2 separate regions of the Homo sapiens genome follow, and region 2 is linked to region 1. Evidence: read pairs that join two places in POLR2A ChIA-PET (ENCODE). Cell type or tissue: MCF 10A. All regions are shown on one strand. Each heading gives the region's core, and the rest is flanking DNA. Links, peaks and the distances in the headings are about the cores only.

Region 1 (5,383 bases), core at 178-5,177:
AAATCGATTTGTATTTTTTTAAAAGCAATAGAAATTTCATTTCCAAAAAAAAAAAAAAATCCTATGCTAACCTCTAAATTTTTATTTATGTATGTATGTATGTATGTATGTATTTATTTATTTTGAGCTAGGGACTCACTCTGTCACCCAGGCTGGAGTGCAGTGGCACAATCATGGCTCACTGCAGCCTCAAACTGTTCAGTTCAAGTGATTTTTCTGCCTCAACCTCCCCAGTAGCTGGGACTACAGGTGTGTGCCACTATGCCTGGCTAATTTTTTTTAAATTTTTTGTAGAGAAAGGGTCTCACTTTGTTGCCCAGGTTGGTCTCGAACTCATGGCCTCAAGCAATCCTCCTGCCTCTGCCTCCCAAAGTGTTAGGATTGTCGGCATGAGCCACTATGCCTGGCTCACATGCTCATTTTAGCCAGGGATCATTAGCAATAGCGGTTATAGAGTCAAATCTGTGTTTGTGATTTTTGGATATTTTATTGCCTGGAAGGTAAGAATTAATTGATTTTTTTAAGTTTGCTTGTGATTATATTATGTTCCTGAGCCATGAATATCATGCAAACCTTGCAATATCTTGCTGTGTTTGGCACTCAGAGTGTGGCTCTTGCTGACATGAAGTGAAGACTGCATTGGCTCTGACTTAGTCACATGCAGAATCTGAAATCCGATGAGCCCAATTCTAAATCTTGGGTCACCTTTAGCCTTACCTTTGAATTGTTTTCTTCACTTTCTTCCCTGGGAGAAAGCTCATTGCTAAAGACCTATGATAGCTTCAACATTTGAGTGAATTTTCATGCTATAAAATGATATGGGTTATTTTAAAACAAAATAGTACAAAATAATTTATCATTCATAACATTTTTCTATATCCATTTGCTCAAGCATGAGTTAGAATCCTCTTAAATTAAGGAAATGAAATTTCCTACACTGTTCTCTGGCATGGAAGCAGCATTCATTATGCATCTCCTAAATTTCCTCTTTACACCACCTCCCCTAAGGAAGGAGCTTGAACTCCCATGGAGAGTTTTCATCTCTTCTCATGTTTCCCTTCTTCAAGTCAATGGCCAGTCCTAAGCCACTTTGTTTTTCCTATCTGTCTAGTTTTATCTCTTTTCCCATCCCCGTGTCCATGGCAAAGCTTGTGGCAAGTATAGGTAGGTAGAAATAATTAATGCTGCGATATGGTTTGGCTGTGTCCCTACCCAAATCTCAACTTGAATTGTATCTCCCAGAATTCCCACGTGTAGAGGGAGGGACCCAGGAGGAGGTAATTGAATCACGGGGGCCAGTCTTTCCCATGCTAGTCTCATGACAGTGAATAAATCTCATGAGATCTGATGGGTTTATCACGGGTCTCTGCTTTTGCTTCTTCCTCATTTTCTCTTGCTGCCACCATTTAAGAAGTGCCTTTTGCCTCTCGCCATGATTCTGAAGCTTCCCCAGCCATGTGGAACTGTAAGTCCAATTAAAACTCTTTTTCTTCCCAGTCTTGGGTATGTTTTTATCAGCAGTGTGAAAACAGACAAATACGTGCTGAGACACGTGGCGTGGTCGGGGTAGAGCGGCAGATTTTATCAGGCTCCGGGTCTAGGTACAGCTGTGATGGGCATTGTGTTACTGTCCGTTTGAAAACTCAATTTACCATCTTAACCTCAGCCTTGAGGTAAGAAGCATGTTATGTTTCTTAGCATCTACTTATTGAGTACAAGTAACAATGTGTCTTCCCTGAGCTGGGTTTGCCTTTGGAGTTGCTCTGAAGTTTCAAATACAATAAGTCACGCCAGATCTTCCCACGGCTTAAAAACGCTTTAAACGTCACTTAGGATTCCTGAAGTCTTGCACATACCTCTTGATCATTTCAATAAAGTGGAATCAAATTTATCTGTCTAATCGAATGAAGACTTTTCCATAGGAAGTCCTAGTAAAACACTGAGTCTTTTGATCCTGAATACTCAGCCTCCATTGTATTTTCTCAGTGTCTCATTGTGTCACTTTATTTTGTTTTAGTAAGCTTATTTTTTCTTTGTTTTTCTTATTTTGTTTAAATTTTCACCATCAGACATTTGTCTGAAATCCAAGCTGATTAAGATAGCAACTTTCCCCAAAAGTTAAATTTCACTGGGACCTTCATATTTATTGCCCTCATAGATAATACCACTTCTTAGCAAAGACTCATAAACCATTTCTCACAGTACTGAAAACCTTTTCTGTTTTTTGAATTTTTACTCTTTAGAGCAAGGATCTTCCAGTTTCATATTTTTCTTACATTCCTGAAACAGCGAAATGGAACAGCTACCACTTTTTATTTGAGTAGCACAGAGAACAGAATACATGTAACTCATCATCACAGGGGCTACCATCATAAATACAGTTTGTAAAAGGAGACAGGATCCTTGGAAATGTTTCCAGCAGGTGGAGCACATCATGGCTCCAATCCATGTGCGGCTCCCCTTTATTGCTTACTAAGGATGCATATTTCATATCCTTTAAAAAAATAATAAAATCACACACATGACAGCAAGATTTAATAAGAGAGTCTCAAGCCAAAGAGTAACACCTAGTGCCAATCTGGATATTTTCTGGGGCATAGGATTGAGAAATTTCAGGAGACCTCTGAAAAAATACACATACAAATCCCCAAAATAAAAGCTCCAGAACACCTGGTGCTCCTCCCTGGGCCTCTGCGCCTGGCCATGCCTAGGACACAGGAGAAGGTGTGGGAGAAGTGCAACGCTCAAAGTCCACTCGTAATCCCTGCAAGACGCCCACGCATATTCCAGGAAGATGAGAAGGTATTCATTTTAATGCAGCATTCATAGTTTAACTAAATACATGACAGAACCCACGAATCAAAAAAAAAAAAAACAGCAAAACCCCATTTGTTTAAAACTGGGCAACAATTCCAGAAACTAATCAGTAAGCTCTTTCTACTCAACACACAAATTTGTCATCAACCTAATCATCGTCCTCAGCACACAATTACTAAGTTCCCACATCTGCAGGATGCTGTGCCAAACACTCTTGAAAACAAGTTACTCTGTCCCCGCAGGACTTGAGTCTTGAATACAGATGCATAAAGCAGGGCATTTGGATTGCACAATGTGAACACACACACACAAGCATGTCCATTCACACACACTCACATGTGAACATATACACACACACACACATGCATACCCACTTACACACCCTCGTGTGTGTGCATATATGCAGACACATGCATGCACACATACATGTGCATGCACACACTTGTGCACACACACACAATCTAATTATTAAATATATATATTGCAACCAACTGGGACACCCTCAGCTCTACTAAACAAAGAGGAACTTTATTGTATGCCATTGTATTGCATAATGTTTATGAATTAAAAGCAAAAGCCTTAGTGTGCTTGGCAGAGAACATAGATGCATACATCCTGTTTTCCTTCTTAGAGGAACAAATTGTATCTTAACTGCTTCACAGAAAATCATTACGTGTAGTACTCTCACATAGAATCTTTTAGTTATGCAATAAATACTTGTTGAATATAAATGATTACTTTCTAATCTATCTGTATTGTGAGAATGATTTTTTCCTCTATTTCTATATTAGCTGTTATTAAGAAGATTCATGCCTAAGTTCTTCTTTGCTGTCAATCTCTAAAACCCAATAGTCTGGTACTCCCTCAGATGAATCTATAACTTATTAAAAAGATCCTATGAGAATAACACAAATTCTATTATTTGTTGCCATTTTCTAGTCTACCACTGGGATATGATGGAAACACAGGTGTTAAGTGCCACCTCAAAAGCAATCATCTATGTACATAGACCGACTCCCTTTTACTCTGTTGGCTGCTAAGGGAAAGTACCTGATGTGCCATAATTAACATTCAACTGATGCCGCTGGAATTCACAGAATTTTAGTGTTTCTTGTTCCCCCTCAGCTTGTTACAGCCTCAGAGCATTCACCCACCGTGTCTCTGCCTGAAACACACTTCCTGAAGGTGCTTGCATGGACTGCTTCCTTGCTTTATTTAAATCTTTGCTTAAAAGCTTATTGCCACCACCACCAAGCTTCCCCACCAAGTCCAGTCTCTCTCACTTTTGCCAACCCATCAACCTTCCGAGTGTTCATTTATTGTTTCTCTCAGCCAACTAGAATATCAAACAGGAAGGCAAAATATGTCTGCGTTTGGTCACTTCTGTGCTCCCAATGTCTAGACCAGGGCCTAGCACATACAAAGTGCTAAATAAAGATTTCTTGAATTAATAAATCATTGAGTTAAATGTCTCACAGGATATATATTTTTTTAAAAAATTAAATGTGACATCCATTCTTCTGCATCCTCTGTGTTTGTTTTTTGAGACAGGGTTGTGCCTTGTCACCCAGGCTGGAGTACGGTGGTATGATCACAGCTCATTGCAGCCTTGACATTTCAGGCTCAAGTAATCATCTTGCCTCAACCTCCAGAGTAGCTGGGACTACAGGAGCTCATCACCACATCCACCTAATTTCTTTTTTTTTTTTTTTTTTTTTTGAGACAAAGTTTCATTCTTGTCGCCCAGGCTGGAGTGCAATGGCGTGATCTCAGCTCACCGCAACCTCCGCCTCCCGGGTTCAAGCCATTCTCCTGCTTCAGCCTCCTGAGTAGCTGGGATTACAGGCATGCACCACCACACCTGGCTAATTTTGTATTTTTTAGTAGAGACGGGGTTTCTCCATGTTGGTCAGGCTAGTCTCAAACTCCCGACCTCAGGGGATCCACCTGCCTCGGCCTCCCAAAGTGCTGGGATTACACACCTAATTTCTTATATATGTAGAGTTGGGGTCTAACTTTGCTGCCCAAACTGGTCTTGAATTCTTGGGCTCAAGCGATCTTCCTGGCTTGGCCTCCCAAAGTGCTGGGATTACAGGCATGAACCACCTTGCCTGGTCCATTCTTCTGCATATTCTATCACACACATTTGCCAAATGGTGAAAGGTCATAAGGAACTTGTTCCATTCACTTCTGCTTTCTGCATCCCCTACTCCCAGAAAAGCTAGGAAGCAGACATTCCGGTGCCTGATCTCCAGGGAAATGTCCTCACCAGGCTCCACTCCCTGGGCAACCACCTGAGCTCCTCAGGGTTTATCGAGGGTGCTTGTGCTTTTACCAGCTCCACCTGGGGAAGTAAATCTCGCTGAGCTAGAAAAGGACCACACTCTTCATAATGCATGCTCCTTTCCTAATGGTCATGCCCAGGCGCCCTGAGAAAGCTTTTAGGCATCTCAAAAATTGGCCATCAGGCACTACCACTGTTCGCTCTTCACAGGTACATGCCCTCATAAATTCCTGCAGCCACCAGCCCTGCTGGCCCCAGGAGCCAGGGCAACAAGGATAGGCC
Region 2 (5,383 bases), core at 70-5,069, 190 kb after region 1:
ATGCAAGCAGCTGGCATTGCCGCCTGTGCCATGAGGCTTGCCTCTCGGACTCCAGCCAGAGTGCCTCTGTTCAGTAGTTTTAACAGTCGTATCTGTCTGGGTTAGACTGCAATCATTCCAAATTCAGTTTAAGTCAGCTTTGAGATACGTACACCAAAACACTCGATATAAGCCAGAGTTAGATTAATGGAAATATGGAAGCAGAACAAGACAGGAGATGTCTGGGCCACTGAGTGCCACTCAGACAGCCAACCAAAGATCATGTTCATTTCTGAGCAGACAATCGAATCAGAACCCTGGCTCTGGGACCTGTTCAGAGAAAAACAGAACTAAAGAGAGGACAAGGGAGTGTATGGCACAAGATGACTAAAGAAAGTCTAAGTCTTTGATCTCAGAAAGAGAAGTTTAGAGGCACCTGATACCTAACTTCAGATAGCCAGCAATTTGCCATGACAACGATGAACCCTGCTTGTTCTGGGGCCACAAAACAGAACTGGGAGGAATAGCTCAGGCTGTGCACAAATAGATTTTCTGGCTAATACAAGGAAGGACCTTCTATAATGGCCAGTATTCTCTGAAAATAAAATTGAACTTCTCAGGGAGGTTTCAGCTTCTTTTGAAGAATTCTTCAGGATGGAGAGTCAATGGTTAAGACGCTTGAAGGTGGGAGTTGAGCCTCAGACTTATCTGGATTAAGAGTAAGGACTGTCGGCAGGGTGTGGTGGCTCATGTCTGTAATCCCAGCATTCTGGGAGGCCAAGGCGTCAGATCACTTGGGGTCAGGAGTTCGAGACCAGCCTGGCCAATATGATGAAACCCTGTCTCTACCAAAAATACAAAAATTATCTGGGTTTGATGGCAAGTGCCTCTAATCCCAGCTACTCAGGAGGCTGAGGCAGGAGAATCACTTGAACCCAGGAGGAGGAGGTTGCAGTGAGCTGAGATCATGCCACTGCACTCCAGACTGGGTGACAGAGGGAGACTCCATCTCAAAATAAATAAATAAATAAATACATAAGAGTCAGGACTGTCACATCCCTTTCAGGTCTGTGTTTCCTATGCCTGCATCTTCTGGAAAAGCTCTCACTATATCTAAGCACTAAACAAATTCATGTCTCTGAAAGAGTCCATCCAAAGTTTGAACCCCAATGCCGTTCAACACCTAATGGTATAAACAGGTATGTGTTCAACACACAAAATCTCCAAGGAACTAGTGTTATCTCAATAACTCACAGGGATCTCAAGAAATGACTGCCAGTAAAGATCATCCTTTCAGAGAACTTGTATTTGTGAGAGCATTTTCTTCTTAGGTCATCCTAACTAAAAGGAACGGAAGGGAAAGGAGGGGCGGGTGTCTTAGTTTTCTGGGGCTGCTTTCATGTAGTACCACAAACTGAATGTCTTAGAAGAACCGAAGTTTATTGTCTCACAGTTCCGGAGGCTGGAAGTCCAAGATCAAGGTGTCAGCAGGGTTGGCTCTTCCCGAGGGTGTGCAGGAGAATCTGTTCATAGCTCTCTCCTGGCTTCTCATGGTTTGTTGATGATCTGTTTCATTCCTTGGCCTGGGGAAGCATCACTCTGAACTCTGCCTGTTCCCTGTGGGTGTGTGCATGTCTGTCTCTGTGTCTGAATTTGCCCTTTTTCTAAGGACGTCAGTCATATTGGATTAGGGCTCACCTTCACGACCTCTTTATTTCATTTTATTTGCAACAGGTTCTTGCTCTGCTGCCCAGGCTGGAGTGCAGTGGTACATTATCAGCTCACTGCAACCTCTGCCTCCCCGGCTCAAGCATCCTGACCTCTTTTAATTTGATTACCTCTGTGAAGACCCAATCTCCAAATAAAATCACATTCTGAGGTATTGGGGGTTAGGACTCCAATATATGTTTTTTTTTTGCGGGGGCAGGGGGACAAAATTTAATGTATAACAACAGGAAAGTGAAACAGTCTTACTATATACCCAGAGAAAACCACAAGAAAATAAACAGAAAGTAACCTAACTGTTAGCTTTCTATAATGGAAAATCGAATCAAATAATTTCCTCACTTAAAACACTTCAGTTGCTTGTCATTGCCCTGGGAATCAAGTTCAAATGCCTTCCCTTGCCTCCGGGCGCCTGGCTCTCCATGGCCTGGTTCCTTTTTACCTCTCTATCTGTATCTTCATGCGTTCCCCTCTGCACACTCAGCTCTGGCCTTGCTCACTGTCTGGGTTTCTGGAATGTGCCTTGACTTGCCAGCTTCAGCACTGGGAACACTGGTGTGCCTCTGCCGGGAGCATTTCTTTCCCACCCTGTCTGCACCTGAAACATCCTATCCTTTTGGGTGCAGCTTACAATTTTCTTACCTACCCATAGACTGGGCCAAGCACCTCCACAGGGAGCAATCACAGCCCTGAGTATCCAAAGGGTGAGACGAAGCTCCACCCTAAGCCTGTGCCTTATATCCCCAACCTGAAACAACCCCATGTGCACTAAGTGGTCATGAGATCAGCAAACTGGGACAAACACTCACCGGAACAAGCCAGCAGTGAAGACAAGCCACATGCACAGGCAGCCACCCTGATGAATCTCAAGCTCACTATGTTAAATCAAAGGAGTCATACGTAAAGTGCACATGGTGTGATTCTGTTGATATGAAATACAAATGCAGGCACAGGCAGTGTTTGAAGAGTCCATGAAGGAACTTTCTAAGAAAATGAAAAAGTCCCTTATCTCATTCTGGGCTTTGCTAACATGAATATATACAATTGTTCAAAGTCATCTAATTGGACACTTCAGAGAAAAACAATTTAATATTGACTTTTTACTGCACTATCTTTCTCTAAGCATCTCTCCCCAACCTGATAAGGCATTTGCTCTCAGCAGAGGCCTATAGAAGTCATCCATGCCTCCAGTTTTTAAAAGCAGCTTTTCTTGCCATGTGTTGTTCTAAGCTGCCCCTCTGGGTGTGACTTCTGGCGGCAGCTTCTGGACTGACACATTCATCCAGGCTTCCAAAGCTGGGCTGCAATGGCCTCAAGTGATGCCTCTGTTGCCTGCTGAGTAACCAGGCTTGTCCTCACCAGACCTTTAGAAAACACTGGATCTCAACTCCATTTATGGGAATTATTCCACTTCCTGTTAGATTGCATTTGGGAAATAATTTGGAGTGCCACCTCCCAGTGGTGTTTTTTATTCCTTCTGACTAAGCTTCTCTCTGGATTCTTGGTGAATGCTCAATATCTTCAAGGAAGGAAGGAAAATGATAGATAGAGGAATGATAGATGAATGCACACATAGAAGCAAAAGCTCCAGTCCCTCTCAATATGTTCTTCCCTCCATTCCTCAGCAAAGCACCATGATTCATGAGCATAAAAGGCCCTAGGAAGAATGTTTATGTTGCATCGTGTCATACATGATATTACATGGTTTCCCAAAGCACTATCAGAAAACTGTATAGACTAAACAGATACTGACAATAAATGGATGTCGTACAGACAACATAGAACTCTCGCCATTTTAGGTACTCAATGGGAGGGTTTAAATGGGCCTTTAAAAATCTTCAGAACACCAAGATTTAAAGAACGACTGTGACACTTAAGCTGTTCAGCCCATTGTCCTACCTTTAGGAAGTGGATATGTTTCCTCTAGAGTCTTTCACTATCATATTTAAAGAAAAGAAAGAAGGGGCTGCAATAAACACCATACATTATTTACCAAAAAAAAATTCTGGGAAAGGTTGTTATAATGACTCTATATCCTTGCATAATTTCTCACGTGAATCAGTCAGGGGCCCAATCCATTAGAATGTTAAAGGGATTCAAAGAGAGGAAACATCAGGTAAGGTAAGATATATAATCACACCTTTTTTTCGGTGGTAAGTAATAGAAATCTAACTCAAGCAAGCTTAAATAAAAGCTTAAAGAAGTAAAAGCTATGGTTCTAATAAAGGAGTTAAATCTGACATTCAATAGGACAAAGGAATCTTTCTAACCTACATATTTTTATGTGGTCTTTGTGATAAGAACAAAGCATGTCTGGGGAGCTACAAAGGTACAATTATTACTTAATAGGTCATCTAGAAAGAGCTAGAGGTAAAACAAAAAGGCTTTTGGTAAAGCAAATGAAATAATCTGTCAGTGATGGGTCAGTATCGGTCACCCACTGGTCTCTGCTGGGGCAGACCCATGCTTCCAGATGCAGTGTTGGAGAAGATTTCACCGCACGATGTGAGTCAGTGCAAGCCTAAGGGTCAGTGCCCGAGAACATGCCCAGGGATGCAGAGAGAAGCCAAGAGTAGACCAAGTTCACATCCCAGAAAGAGCATTCCTGTGATGGAGGGGCAACTGCATTGTGAATTATGATCAGTATTCTCGATGCTAAGATGAAACTGTTCTTCTTTCTACAACTTTATTTCAACCATATCTGTCATTGCCAAGAATATTTGATGACTTATCCCCTTGGGCAGTTTCAAATGGCACAGGGGAAATGGGAGAGATTCCATTTCTATTTCTCTTTCTGCCTCCCTTTCGTGGGCTAAGCCCAGAACCCTCCTGGGCTAAGCCCCAGCTTTGGGGCTGGCCTGTCCTGCATCAGTTGAATGCCTGTTTATTTTCCAAATATTCCTGATTTTTTGGGTTGGTCATGGTGGAGGGTGGGATGATTGGGGAAAAAAAAACACAACTTTTTTTTTTTTTTTTGAGACAGAGTCTCACTCTGTCACCCAGACTGGAGTGCGGTGGTGCAACCTCAGCTCGCTACAACCTCCACCTTTCATGTTCAAGACATTTTCCTGTCTCAGCCTCCCAAGTAGCTGGGATTACAGGCATGTGCCACCACACCCAGATAATTTTTGTATTTTTGACAGAGTTGGAGTTTCACCATGTTGGCCAGGCTGGTCTTGAACTCCTGAGCTCAAGTGATCTGCCCACCTTGGCTTCCCAAAGTGCCGAGATTACAGGCGTGAGCCACTGCATCCAGCTGAAAATCCTTTCAAAAATGATAAACAATTGAAAACTTTGACAAAGTTTTAAAATATAAAATTAAAACTCCAAAAATGGTGTCTTTTTTTTTTTTTTTTGGAGGTGGAGTCTCACTCTGTCACCTAGGCTGGAGTGCAGTGGCACGATCTCATCTCACTGCAACCTCCACCTCCTGGGTGCAAGCAATTCTCTTGCCTCAGCCTCCCAAGTAGCTGGGATTACAGGCATGCACCATCATGCTCAGCTAATTTTTGTATTTTTAGTAGAGATGGGGTTTCGCCATGCTGGCCAGGCTGGTCTTGAACTTCTGACATCAAGTGATCTGCCCACCTTGGCCTCCCAAAGTGCTGGGATTACAGGGGTAAGCCACTGTGCCCGGCCAAAAATGGTTTCTTTACAGTCAGGTTTCTATAAAAAGCTA

Evidence for each region. Peaks named below come from ENCODE experiments on the same cell type or tissue, not always from the same donor. Only the 100,000 strongest peaks of a DNase experiment are listed, where the experiment ranks them.
Region 2: POLR2A ChIA-PET joins it to region 1 with 5 read pairs; 5 of 35 experiments call an interaction of 5 or more read pairs at or near these places.

What each region holds. Positions count from the first base shown.
Region 1 is chr10:4,264,615-4,269,997 of GRCh38, reverse strand. No RefSeq gene overlaps it. Among named protein-coding and RNA genes, the nearest start is that of LINC00702, 23 kb to the right of the region's middle. In MCF 10A, for the core only: a CTCF peak has its summit at 2,434 (motif pointing right); a DNase peak (open chromatin) is centred at 3,057.
Region 2 is chr10:4,071,784-4,077,166 of GRCh38, reverse strand. The region is part of intron 4 of LOC107984195 (a long non-coding RNA gene); the gene reads right to left. Among named protein-coding and RNA genes, the nearest start is that of MIR6078, 83 kb to the right of the region's middle. In MCF 10A, for the core only: no CTCF peak of the experiment used is centred there; no DNase peak of the experiment used is centred there.